Linked DNA regions of Homo sapiens: region 2 is linked to region 1. A link is an interaction called in ENCODE POLR2A ChIA-PET data of the cell type or tissue named here. Cell type or tissue: IMR-90. All regions are shown on one strand. Links, peaks and the distances in the headings refer to the core of each region. The heading gives the core; the rest is flanking DNA. Region 1 overlaps LMCD1-AS1 (LMCD1 antisense RNA 1). Region 2 overlaps LMCD1 (LIM and cysteine rich domains 1).

What was found. Peaks named below come from ENCODE experiments on the same cell type or tissue, not always from the same donor. Only the 100,000 strongest peaks of a DNase experiment are listed, where the experiment ranks them.
Region 2: POLR2A ChIA-PET joins it to region 1 with 5 read pairs; 3 of 35 experiments call an interaction of 5 or more read pairs at or near these places.

Annotation. Positions count from the first base shown.
Region 1 is chr3:8,488,000-8,493,379 of GRCh38, forward strand. The region is part of intron 3 of LMCD1-AS1 (LMCD1 antisense RNA 1); the gene reads right to left. Among named protein-coding and RNA genes, the nearest start is that of LMCD1-AS1, 11 kb to the right of the region's middle. In IMR-90, for the core only: no CTCF peak of the experiment used is centred there; a DNase peak (open chromatin) is centred at 2,202; H3K27ac peaks cover 373 bases.
Region 2 is chr3:8,558,662-8,564,041 of GRCh38, forward strand. All of the region lies in intron 4 of LMCD1 (LIM and cysteine rich domains 1), which reads left to right. Among named protein-coding and RNA genes, the nearest start is that of LINC00312, 10 kb to the right of the region's middle. In IMR-90, for the core only: no CTCF peak of the experiment used is centred there; a DNase peak (open chromatin) is centred at 2,140; H3K27ac peaks cover 504 bases.

The sequences.
Region 1 (5,380 bases), core at 152-5,151:
AATAAGTCTCATGAGATCTGATGGTTTTATAAAGGTAAGTTCCCCTGCACATGCTCTCTTGCCTGCTGCCATGTAAGACATAACTTTGCTCCTCCCTTGCCTTCCACCATGACTGTGAGGCCTCCCCAGCCATGTGGAACTGTGAGTCCATTAAACCTCTTTCCTTTATAAATTACCCAGTCTCAGGCATATCTTTATTAGCAGCGTGAGAATGGACTAATACAGTTGGATTCTGAGATTCATTTCTCTTGAGTCTGGATGAGAAGGAGTCCACTTTAGTGATAATTGAGATATTGGGTAAAAGAGTCCTTTGGGGGAAGGAGAAGATATATGGATGAAGCCTGAAAAAAACTGTAAAATGACCAAATGGAACTGGCAGGGAAACATGAATCATTCACACCTTCATTAGAATATGCAGCACTGTGTCAGCCATGCCTTGAGCATAGAGCCATCCTAAACCATGTGGGGGACACCAAGAGAAGCTTCTGAGGATGCTCCCCAGCATACTCACAGTTATGAAGACTCCACCTGAGTCACTGCAGCAAGTCAGTGACATCTTAGATGATAGAAGATGGGTCACTTACTGGCAAGCCTGTATCAACACCCCCCCTTAGCAACTGTCCCTATCACTGGCCAAACTTAGGTACTACACGATCTGTAGATGAATCACTTCTAAATTAAGCATGAAGATTTCCAAATTAGTTCAAAATGATCTAACATCTAGACAGAAGGTACATAACGGAGGACGGGAACATAAGGAGTGGGAAAAAATAGAAGGTTATGTTCTTTGAGAAAACAATTTATTTTCTTTTGAAAGGCAGGACCTATTTTTGCAAAAAATGACTGACTCACTTTATTTTTTGGATCATTGTAAAGGAAAGAGAGTGTGTGTAATGCGTTGCTTTACAACCAAATAAAGATGTCATGTGGACATTAAGCTTTCTAATTTGGTTTATATTATTCCAGCTACAATCAAAATGCACACGTGAATCTAAGATTGATTCATTTCTGGGTTGGATTGCCTAACGTTCTTTCTACTGTTATAAGTAACTTCCCGAAAAACCTTTCTCATGCTTTCTGGGACTCAGGAGCATAGTTCACCCTAAGATGCCCTCTGACCTGGTCACCCCAATTCTTCCTCTTGTACCCAAGGGCTGTGAGCCTCACTGCAGGATTACTGGCTCTTTGGGAGTAAACTAGGAAGTTCCTGAGTTCTCGAAGCCTTTTGTCACAGCTTTTCCAGTTCCTAGGCATGTGATGGGGGACAAGCATTCATGGTTATTACCAGGAGCTCAGAGAGACCAGAGTTCAACTCCCATCTCTGCCACCTGGCTCGGCATGACCACAGACAAGTTGCTTAATCACTTTGAGCTTCAGCTTCCTCATCTGTGAAATGGGAGTACTCAGAGGCCCTAACTCTAGGATTATTGGGAGGATTAAGTGTGACTATCTTTGTAAAGGGCTTGGCTCAGTGTCTACCCACATGGCAAGAGCTCCACAAATGTTAGCTCTTACTCTTTCTAATGGAGGAGTGTTTGGAGTTATTTATTTAGATGTCCTAGAAGTTAAGCCACTGGAATCTGATACTTTTGGTAATAGAGAACTATAAGCGCCAGCCAGACTCAATTTTTCTTGCCTCAAGGCCCATTCTTTTCCTGTCACAATGCTCCCATTCATTACCTTTTGTTGTAATTGTTTGTTTAACATCTGTCTTCCCCAAGAGAGTGAATCCTGTGTGTCTTTTTACATTGCTGCATGCCCAGCAGAACTCTTGATACAGAAAGAGATGTGCAATTGTTATTTGTTAAATGCCTGAAAGACTGCTCCACAGATTGAATAACTGAGTGATTCAATGAAAAAAAGAACAAACTAAATGATAGAAATTGGCCATTTATATTCAACTGGAGTATATAAAAGTAGTTTGCTAGCATGACAAGAGGTAGGACTACAGAATTGTAAATTTTACCTAGGAAATAGTAAGGTCTTTAGAGGAACACATAATAACTATTTCTGAATATATCGAAGAGTTTAATTCTGTGTTTGCTACCCATCAATGATGGGATAGGGAGGAACACCCTACTGCAAAGCATTACTCACTTCACACTCACATGGCCCTCAAATTGTACATCCCTTCCACCCTCCGTCATAATCCAGGATCTGTTTGACAGCTTCTGACTTCAGTGTGACTATCCATGTCAGATGACGTCATTGCTAAACCATGTGTCTTGGGTTGTGAGAAAAGCTAGGAGAATCAACAGGAAGGCCCAAAACTTTTAAAGCTTAATTTCTGATAAGTAAGAATCTTTCCTGAAATCTCCCACCCACTCTTTTCTTCTGGGTGAGCTCATCCAGTCTTTCCAGAAAGACTGATCAGCAGCAAGGCATTGCTGGACTTTGTCAGGGGGATTTGGTGTCTTCATACCTTGTTCATCAGCCACGAACACACTCATCTTTCAGAAGCTTTGGAATTCTGCCCGTGGCTGTCTGGACATTCTGCTGCATTCCCAAGGGGCCTCTTGGGATGTGCATGGTTAGCCACAGAAAATCCAAATTATGTTTTTAAATTATTACCTGCCTTGTGTGAACAAACTAAAATGGCCATTGAGCAACATGCTGACTATCCTATTTTCCTCCTAAAAATCTGTGGTTGTGATAAGTGGAACAATTATTTAATGCCATTTTTTGTCACAAGCGAAGAATGGACTCCCAAATGCAGCCTGGGCAAAATCTCTTTTTTTTTTTTTTTTTGAGACGGAGTCTCGCTCTGTCGCCCAGGCTGGAGTGCAGCGGCGCGATCTCGGCTCACTGCAAGCTCCGCCCCCCGGGTTCACGCCATTCTCCTGCCTCAGCCTCCCGAGTAGCTGGGACTACAGGCGCCCGCCACCACGCCTGGCTAATTTTTTGTATTTTTAGTAGAGACGGGGTTTCACCGTGTTAGCCAGGATGGTCTCCATCTCCTGACCGCCTGAGCAAAATCTTAAATGTCACTGGGAAGAGTTTCTCAGAGAACCAAACATGATAGCTAACTACCTGGCAATTGGCAAATAATTATACAGCTACCAAGTATCAAACACCTTCTCCATGCCAGGCACTAGGCTGCACGCTGGTTATTTAATCTGTGTGCCAGGACTATGAGGTTGGTAGTATTGCCTCCATTTTATAATAGGTGGATTGAGGATCATGGTAAGTAGCCAACCAGGGATTTGAACCAAATTTGTCTGACTCCAAAGCAGGAGCTTCTACCCCCTTACAGGTCATACCAGCTTACTGAGATAGGAGGGGAGGGCCACTGCCCACAAAGTGGAATATAATGGTGGAATCAAACTTAAGCAGAGTACCATAGTGCCTAAAATACGGAGAGGAGAGGAGGAGAAGGCCTCTCATGCGCATGATCCTAGCTTTCTAATAGATTAGCTGTCATCATGTGGGAAAGGGAGAGCCCTTCAAATAGATTCCAGAGGCTGGAAAAGCACAGAAGGGTGACAGCCCCAGGAAAGCAGATGTCAGCCCAAGGTAAAGAAGAACGTTCTAACAATCAGAGCTGTCCAAAAGTCCTTGGAACTGGCTGGTTAAAAAAAAAAAGGGGGTGGGGGTGGGGGAAATGAGCTGCTTGCCATGGAAAGCATCCAAGCAGAGGGAAGCACACCCTGTTGGGATGCTACAAAGTTAGGGGATACGATACCTTTGAGGCTCTGTCCAGCTCCCAGCCCCTCTGTTTGCTTTGGGAAGATGCTTACTAATCCCCCTTGCCTGCACGCAGCTACTGCCTGTTGCAGATATGCATGTAAAAGAATCTTTGCAGAATCAGTCTGACATGACAGTTTCATCTCCCTGGTGATGAAGGAAGCAATATGGGGAACTGTTATTATGAATTCTATTCATGACAAACAAGGAAGAACTGGGTGGACATTAAAAGGGAAGGGAATCTTGGGAGAGGCAGGAAACTATGGGTGTGGCTCTGTGCCAGGCAATGGGTGGGTGCTCTATGCACATCATCTCACTTCAGCTGGGTACCTCCCTCTTGATGCCGGGCTCATCATTTCCATTTCACAGCCAGAACAGCCCGGGAGAGAAGTCAATTTGCCTGTGGCCACATAGCTAACGAGTGGTGGAGCTAGGGTTCGAACTGAGATATGCCTGACTTGGAAACCCTCACTCTTTCCTCAGAAGTATGCTGCCCAACCCAGCGAGGGGAAGGTGAGACAGGGCACTGAGAGGACAGTAGGCAGGACAGGTAAACTTTGATGGGCAGCAGATGAATAATGAGGCTGCAGCACAGAGTGGGACACAAACGGCTAGGACACTGGGTCAGAGGGAGGGGCTCGGGCAGGTAATCTCATCATTGAGGAAGGACGTGAAACTGGAAGAAAATGGATCAAGGCAGACATCCCCTTCTTCACAATTGATTCTAATTTTGGCCTTGAGCCCAAGCTACAGAAATTGATTCCAATCACAAATGATGCAGGGTCACAGATAGGAGCTCAGACACAGGTAACATTCAGAAGCGTCTGCACCATTTTTTTTTTTCTAGAAAATGACATGATTTCAACATCCCATGGGGCAATGTTACCAGGTAACATTATGTTTCCCAGAAGGCTTTGGAGAATTAAAATGCCAACATGGCAAACAGAATGGAAAATGTGATAATGGGAAAAATGCTAAGGCTTTAATTATACTGATTTTATCTCCTCTCTGTCTCTTAAAGTCTCCTGGAGAACACAGGTGCTATAAGACTTCCCTCCTCCGCTCACTAATTAGAGATTCCCTGATGGGAACATGCCCAATTTTCCCTATTTACTGGTGGGTACAAGGTTATTCTAAAATGGAATGTTATTCTAAATAGGCTACATAATTAGGTTATTGAGGGTCACCTACAATTAGCCCACAGGTGTTAAGTGATGGGTAGGGAGGAGAGGAAGTGGTTTTTATCTCTATCACAGATCCTGTAGCATAGCACAGCTTGGCACACGGTAGACACCCAAGAAGTGGTCGCTGGTATTTTAGCTATGGTTTTTACTTTTTCTCAGTGTTAACTTTGAAGTCTGACCCATGTGAGTTCAATTTCGGGCTCTGCAACCAGCTATGTGACCTTGCAAAAACTACTTAACTTCCCCAGGGCTCAGTTTGCTCTTCTGTAAAATGGAGATAAGATCGCCTGACTCAGGAGAGTGTCAGGAGGATTCAGTGAAATTTTGTGTGGATAGAGCCTGGCAACATCATGTTGGTGGTAGCTCAGAAATAGCACCTGGTACCAATTATCCTGAGCGTGTCCCTTGAAGCTGACAGTTCCCTCTTTGACAGGCCAATGTAAATCCACAAGCCAGCCCCCTCCAAGCTACTTCACCCCTGCCACTACTCTCCCTTTCCCCCAAGAATCAAA
Region 2 (5,380 bases), core at 174-5,173, 71 kb after region 1:
CCATACTAGCTCCTTAATAGGGGAAGTAACCTGAGAATGGCCTCATTGGTCTTTCTTAAAAAATAGTGTTGAGTTTAAACATCCCAGGAATTCAAATGAGCCTTTGTTGTAACTGAACTGAATTGGTGATATCAGTTTTGCTGAGCTTATGTATAAAGTTATTTTTAAACAGTCTATAACAGCGGTTCTCAAAGTGTGGCCCCAACCACACCAGCATCCCCTAGGAACTTGCAAATTCTTGTGCCCCACCCCAGATCTACTGTATCAGACACTGTGGGGAGGTGGTGGCGGTGGGGGAGCAGAGATATGTTTTAACCAGCCCTCTAGGGGATACTGAGGCAGGCTCAACCCTGAGAACCACTGTCTCCAGGGGCAGGATCAGATATGGGGAGGAGCAGGCCCTCCAAGCAGGGGATGAGTGGAGCTGAGTCTGGAGCAGTGGCAAATGATGAAAAACTCACACGACTCGATTCTCTGGCCTTGCACAAATGGAGAGAACTGATAGGGGAAAAAATAGAGCTCATCAGTGGCAGGAATGACTTCCTGCTAGTCTACATGCCCTTGGTATCATGGAAGGAAATCCAGGCCTCCAAACCTGCCTTCAACATATCTTTGTCATTTTAGGAAAGTGGTTTAATCCCTCTGGGCTTTACATTTCTAGCCTGCAAGGTGGGCAGAGTTAAGGAATACACGAGATTTTAGCAAATCATTATTGAGCCCTTATAAAGTCCAAAAATTCCATTATGTCATTTAACTCACACCACAATCCTATGAGGTTGCTATCATTACTATCGCCATTCAACAGGTGAAAAAACAGAGGCACAGGTAAGTTAGTTCATTTGCCCAAGGTCACACAGCTATGAACCCAGGCAGTCTGACTTGGTATCTCCCCTCTCAGCCACCTGTTGCAATTTAGAAATTGCAAACCTCGCTACAAAGAATTGTGGGAGAGACTAAGTTTGTGCTGAGAAAGGGCCAGGATGATGAGACCCAAGTAGGCTGGCATTCTGACTCTCGGCTGCTAGCTTGTCTCTCGTGGCTGAGGGACCACCAGACGATAGATCCAGGACAACCTCAGGTCTCTCATCCTTTGAGATGACTGAGTTAAGGATACAGAAAATGGCTTAGAGGCAAGAAGAGCACATTTCATCCTGACACATGTTGAGAGGGCTCCTTACCTGGACATCTTGTTTTCATGGAGTGATAATGATACTGTTTGCTTAAAGGGGCTGGCTACTGGTAGAAACCAGTCCAAGAGCCAGGGATGCTAGGGAGAACAGTGAGGGAAGAAATGCTCCTCCAAGAGGGGCTTCACAAAGTGCTTTCCAACGGATGAGAAGGTTGCAAACAAGCTCTGTGAACAAGAATTTTCCTTCCTTCCTTCATACTGCTGCGAGAATATCTCCCTACAGTGCAAATTAGAACCTTGAACTCCTCATCTCAAGAACCAGTAACGGGTTAGGTGCAGTGGCTCATGCCTATAATCCCAGCACTTTAGGAGGCCAAGGCGGGAGGATCCTTTGAGCTCCGGAGTTCAAGACCAGTCTGCGTAACATAGTGGGACCCCATCTCTACAAAAAATTTAAATATTTTTAAAATGTCTTAAAAAGAACCAGTCGTGGCTACCCATTGCCTCCAGAGTGAAGTCCCAACCCATAACCTGGGTTCAAAGCCACCCATGATCACCCTAAACTGCCTTTTGGACCTGATATCCCCCTCCTTCCTTCAGTGTATCATCAGGGTGCCTGCCGGTGCTCCCCAGACCAATCCAGGTGCATTTCTATCCCTCTCCCTTTCCCTACTTTCATGTCAATTCACATTTGTAAATGTGGAGTGGGGAGCCCCATTGATATATCATGGTGTTACCCAATGGGGTGTAGTTTGGTGAACTGACACGAAGTCCCTTTTGTGTGGGAGGGAAAGAGCTGGAAATTTCATTCTGTAGAAATAAGAAGCCAGACAGACAACTCACTTTGTATTCAGACAGCCCTGGCCAAAGAGTTTACAGTTCCCAGCTATGCAGGAGGGAGGGTGAAAATAAGTAGATGATGACTGGTCACTGATTTTTTGTCTAGACCCCCTGATGGGCTCCAAGCCAGCTGAGTCTCAATCATGTGAAGAGGAACAGGGTTTTCATTTGAGCGAAAAACTCACACCACTCATTCTTGGGGGTGTAACTGAAACCACAAATCTAGCATGTTCTAAGGAACATTATCAGGCACAGTCAGGATCCAGTTCAAGATATATCTAGTTGACCAAACACATTCCTTATATAGGCAGTCATTCAAGAGCTCCTACGCTCAGAAACTGCTATCAGTACATGACGTTCCTTGTTATTCAGTGTTCTTTTCCTAATTTTCACCATTTTAATGTTTATTTCCTCTTCAATATATGAGTATATTAAGTATGTAATCAAAGTATATAAGTTAAGAATAGTAAGTGTGCAAACTCTTATGTGCTTCCCTGTCTTCACATGGCAAAAAAGTAAATATTTCTATTTTGGCTGAAACATAGTTGATACTTACTAAGTTTAAATTAGCATCTAAAGCCAGGCTCAGCAAACACTTTCTTTGGAGGGCCAGGTGATAAATATTTTAGGAGATGTGAGCCAAGAGCCAAAATTGCAATATCATGTGGGCACTTTATGTAACAAGAGAGAAAACAACTTTCCATGGGTTTTTTAAATGAAATTCAAAAGATAATAATAATTGAGCACAGAGTTTTTTTTTTTTTTTTTCCAATATAGGTCTACTAATGAGAAAAGCAGAAGGGGTTCTTTCTTGGGAGAAAACATTTCACTGAATTGGAGGGCAAATGTAAAATCCAGTCTTCATTCTCATGGGGCTTGCGAGAACAGACAGTGGCTGGGTTTGGCCATGGGCCGTAGCTTACTGATGCCGGATCTCAAGTCCACATGATGGAGTAGAAAGAACTTTGGCTTTGGAGTCAGGTTTGGCCTTTGTTCAAATCCTAGCTTTGCCTCCCATCAGCTGTGCATTACTGAGCAAATCACTGAATCTCCCTGACCTTCAGTTTTGTAATTTCTAAGAGAGAAGATAATGATTTTCCGAATAGAAAAATAACTCTAGAAGGAGAAATAACTCTCTCGGGCTTATGTAAGGGGTAATAGTAATGCGAGCAAAGTCCTGAGCACAGTGCTGGATGCAGACACGCTGTAGGGACATGACAGCCATTGTCGTTTCCATCATCATCGGGGCTTACAGGAGCAGGGGATAACTCCAAAATGACTCAAAAGATTGTGTGGATTGAGAATGTCAAGTTCCCATTCTTTAGAGGATGAGAATAGGCAAGTTATAAATGTGCGATGGATGGATACCTGAATGAACCAGTGAATGAATGAGCATTTAGCAACTTTCACTGCTCCTGGGAACTGGCAGAAGACAGAAATCTAGAGCTCTCACAGAGAACTTCTCCCAGGCACACTCACCCTCCCCACAAAGCCCCAATCCTAACTGAAGCTGAGGAACAACATGAGTTGAGGTCCACCTTGTCATGGTTTCTGAGCAGGCCAGTGAAAATGTTACTGGCAGTAAAAGACAGATAAAGGAGCCCCAGATGGAAAGAGGATGACAAACAGCCAGGCACTGGCTACATTAACTGCTGAGAGGCCCTGTAGGGAAGCTGCTTCTCACCTCTAGCCATTGGGCATGCTGCTCCTTTGCCATGCCAGAATGCATTCTCCTGGGAGCCCTCCTAGCCCTTCAGACAATTCCCTGAGTTTAGTCTCCCCACCCGACCCAGCTCAGTTCCCATAGAAAGCCACAGAGCCAAGGGCGGCAGTTTGAATCCCAGCTCTGTTTCTTGGCTGTGCCCCCCTTCACAAGCTATTTTGTCTCCTTGGGCCTCGCTGGTCTTATCTATAAAATGAGTGCATTTCCTGTGTACCTACATCTCCTATCCAGAGGATTGCTGTGAGATAAATAGGAATGTGGTTGATCCCTAGAGCCCCTCATCCCTCAGAGAGGCCTCTCCTGCTAAGGTGGTCCCTGCTATCCACCCCCAAAGTCACTCTCCATTCCCTTACCCTGTGATTGTTTTCCTAGTATTTATCACACTCCATGATTATCTCATCTGTTTTTTTATATATTTATTTTCTGCCTCCACACACACAAAGCTCCAGTTTCCCTGAAGGCTCTGGCATTATCTGCCTGGGTCACTGCTGTATCCCCAGCATCTAGTCCAGGGCCTAGCACACAGTAGATGCTCAGTAAACATGGATGAGCCCCTGAAAGGCAAGAGTGTTTTGAAAGCTCCCAAGAACTTTCCACAACTGTCTCTGGAGCCCAGCTCTCTGCTGCACTTAGTCTAAACCTGTCTCTAAGGTGCAGACAGATGCATCATCTGCTAGTGTCTTCCACACTCATCTGTTGTCCCCTAAGTAGGAAGTATGAGGTGGGAGGGCAGAGGTTTCCAAATATTTATTGTTCATCTACTATGTGCCTGGCACCGAGGAGATGTGAAAGCAAGCATAGTTGGATGTGGCTCCTGCTTCCATCTAGTGTAGAAAGAACAGGTATCAAACAACCATACAGAGAAAGGTAAGCAGAGAAGCTTTATTATGGACTTAATTGCCCCTGGAAGGAGGTCAGAGAAGATTTCCCAGAACCAAAGATCTTTAAGTCTCACATCTGAAGAATGAAAGGGAGTTAATCAGGCAAACAGGAACGGGAACAATGTACCAGACATCCTGAACAGCAACGGCAAAGGCCTCATGGCAGGGTGGAGCATTCCTTCATTCAGCAACTATTGATGGGGAATTTATGTGTGCGGGGCCCAGTAGAGGGTCCTGGGTCAGAGCTGCAACCAAGCAGCCTCTCTCTGCCCTCTGCAGCTAGCCGCTTAGTGGAGAGAACAGATATAAATTAGATAATTCCATAGGTATTTAAAAAATAATGTTAGCTAACATACATGGAGTCCTTTTGGGGGATCTGCCAAAATCATGCATGGGTTCCAAATAACTTATGTAGATACTTGGCCCTGGAGGAGATGGAGCACTCTTTAGACATGGAGGGCTTGGTGACTTCCTTCCAAAGAGGATAGTATGGAAGTGGGGAGAAGAGTCACTTTACAGTGAAGAATCTGACAAACACTGCCTCCACCAGAAGGTCAAAGTCAACCGCAACAGTGACAAGTGAGGGCGACAGTATGTACCCTTGAAGGATGTGATAAGAGGAGCAGTTTGCCCCGTGATCTTCCTCCCAACGTACTCATCATAGTAACATCAGGCAAATCCCAACTGAGGGACATTCTACAAAACACCTGACCAGTACTCCTCAAAACTGTCATGGTGGCCAAAAACAAAGTCTGAGAAACTGTCCCAGCTAGGAGGAGCCTCAGGAGACATGACAGTTAAGTGAAT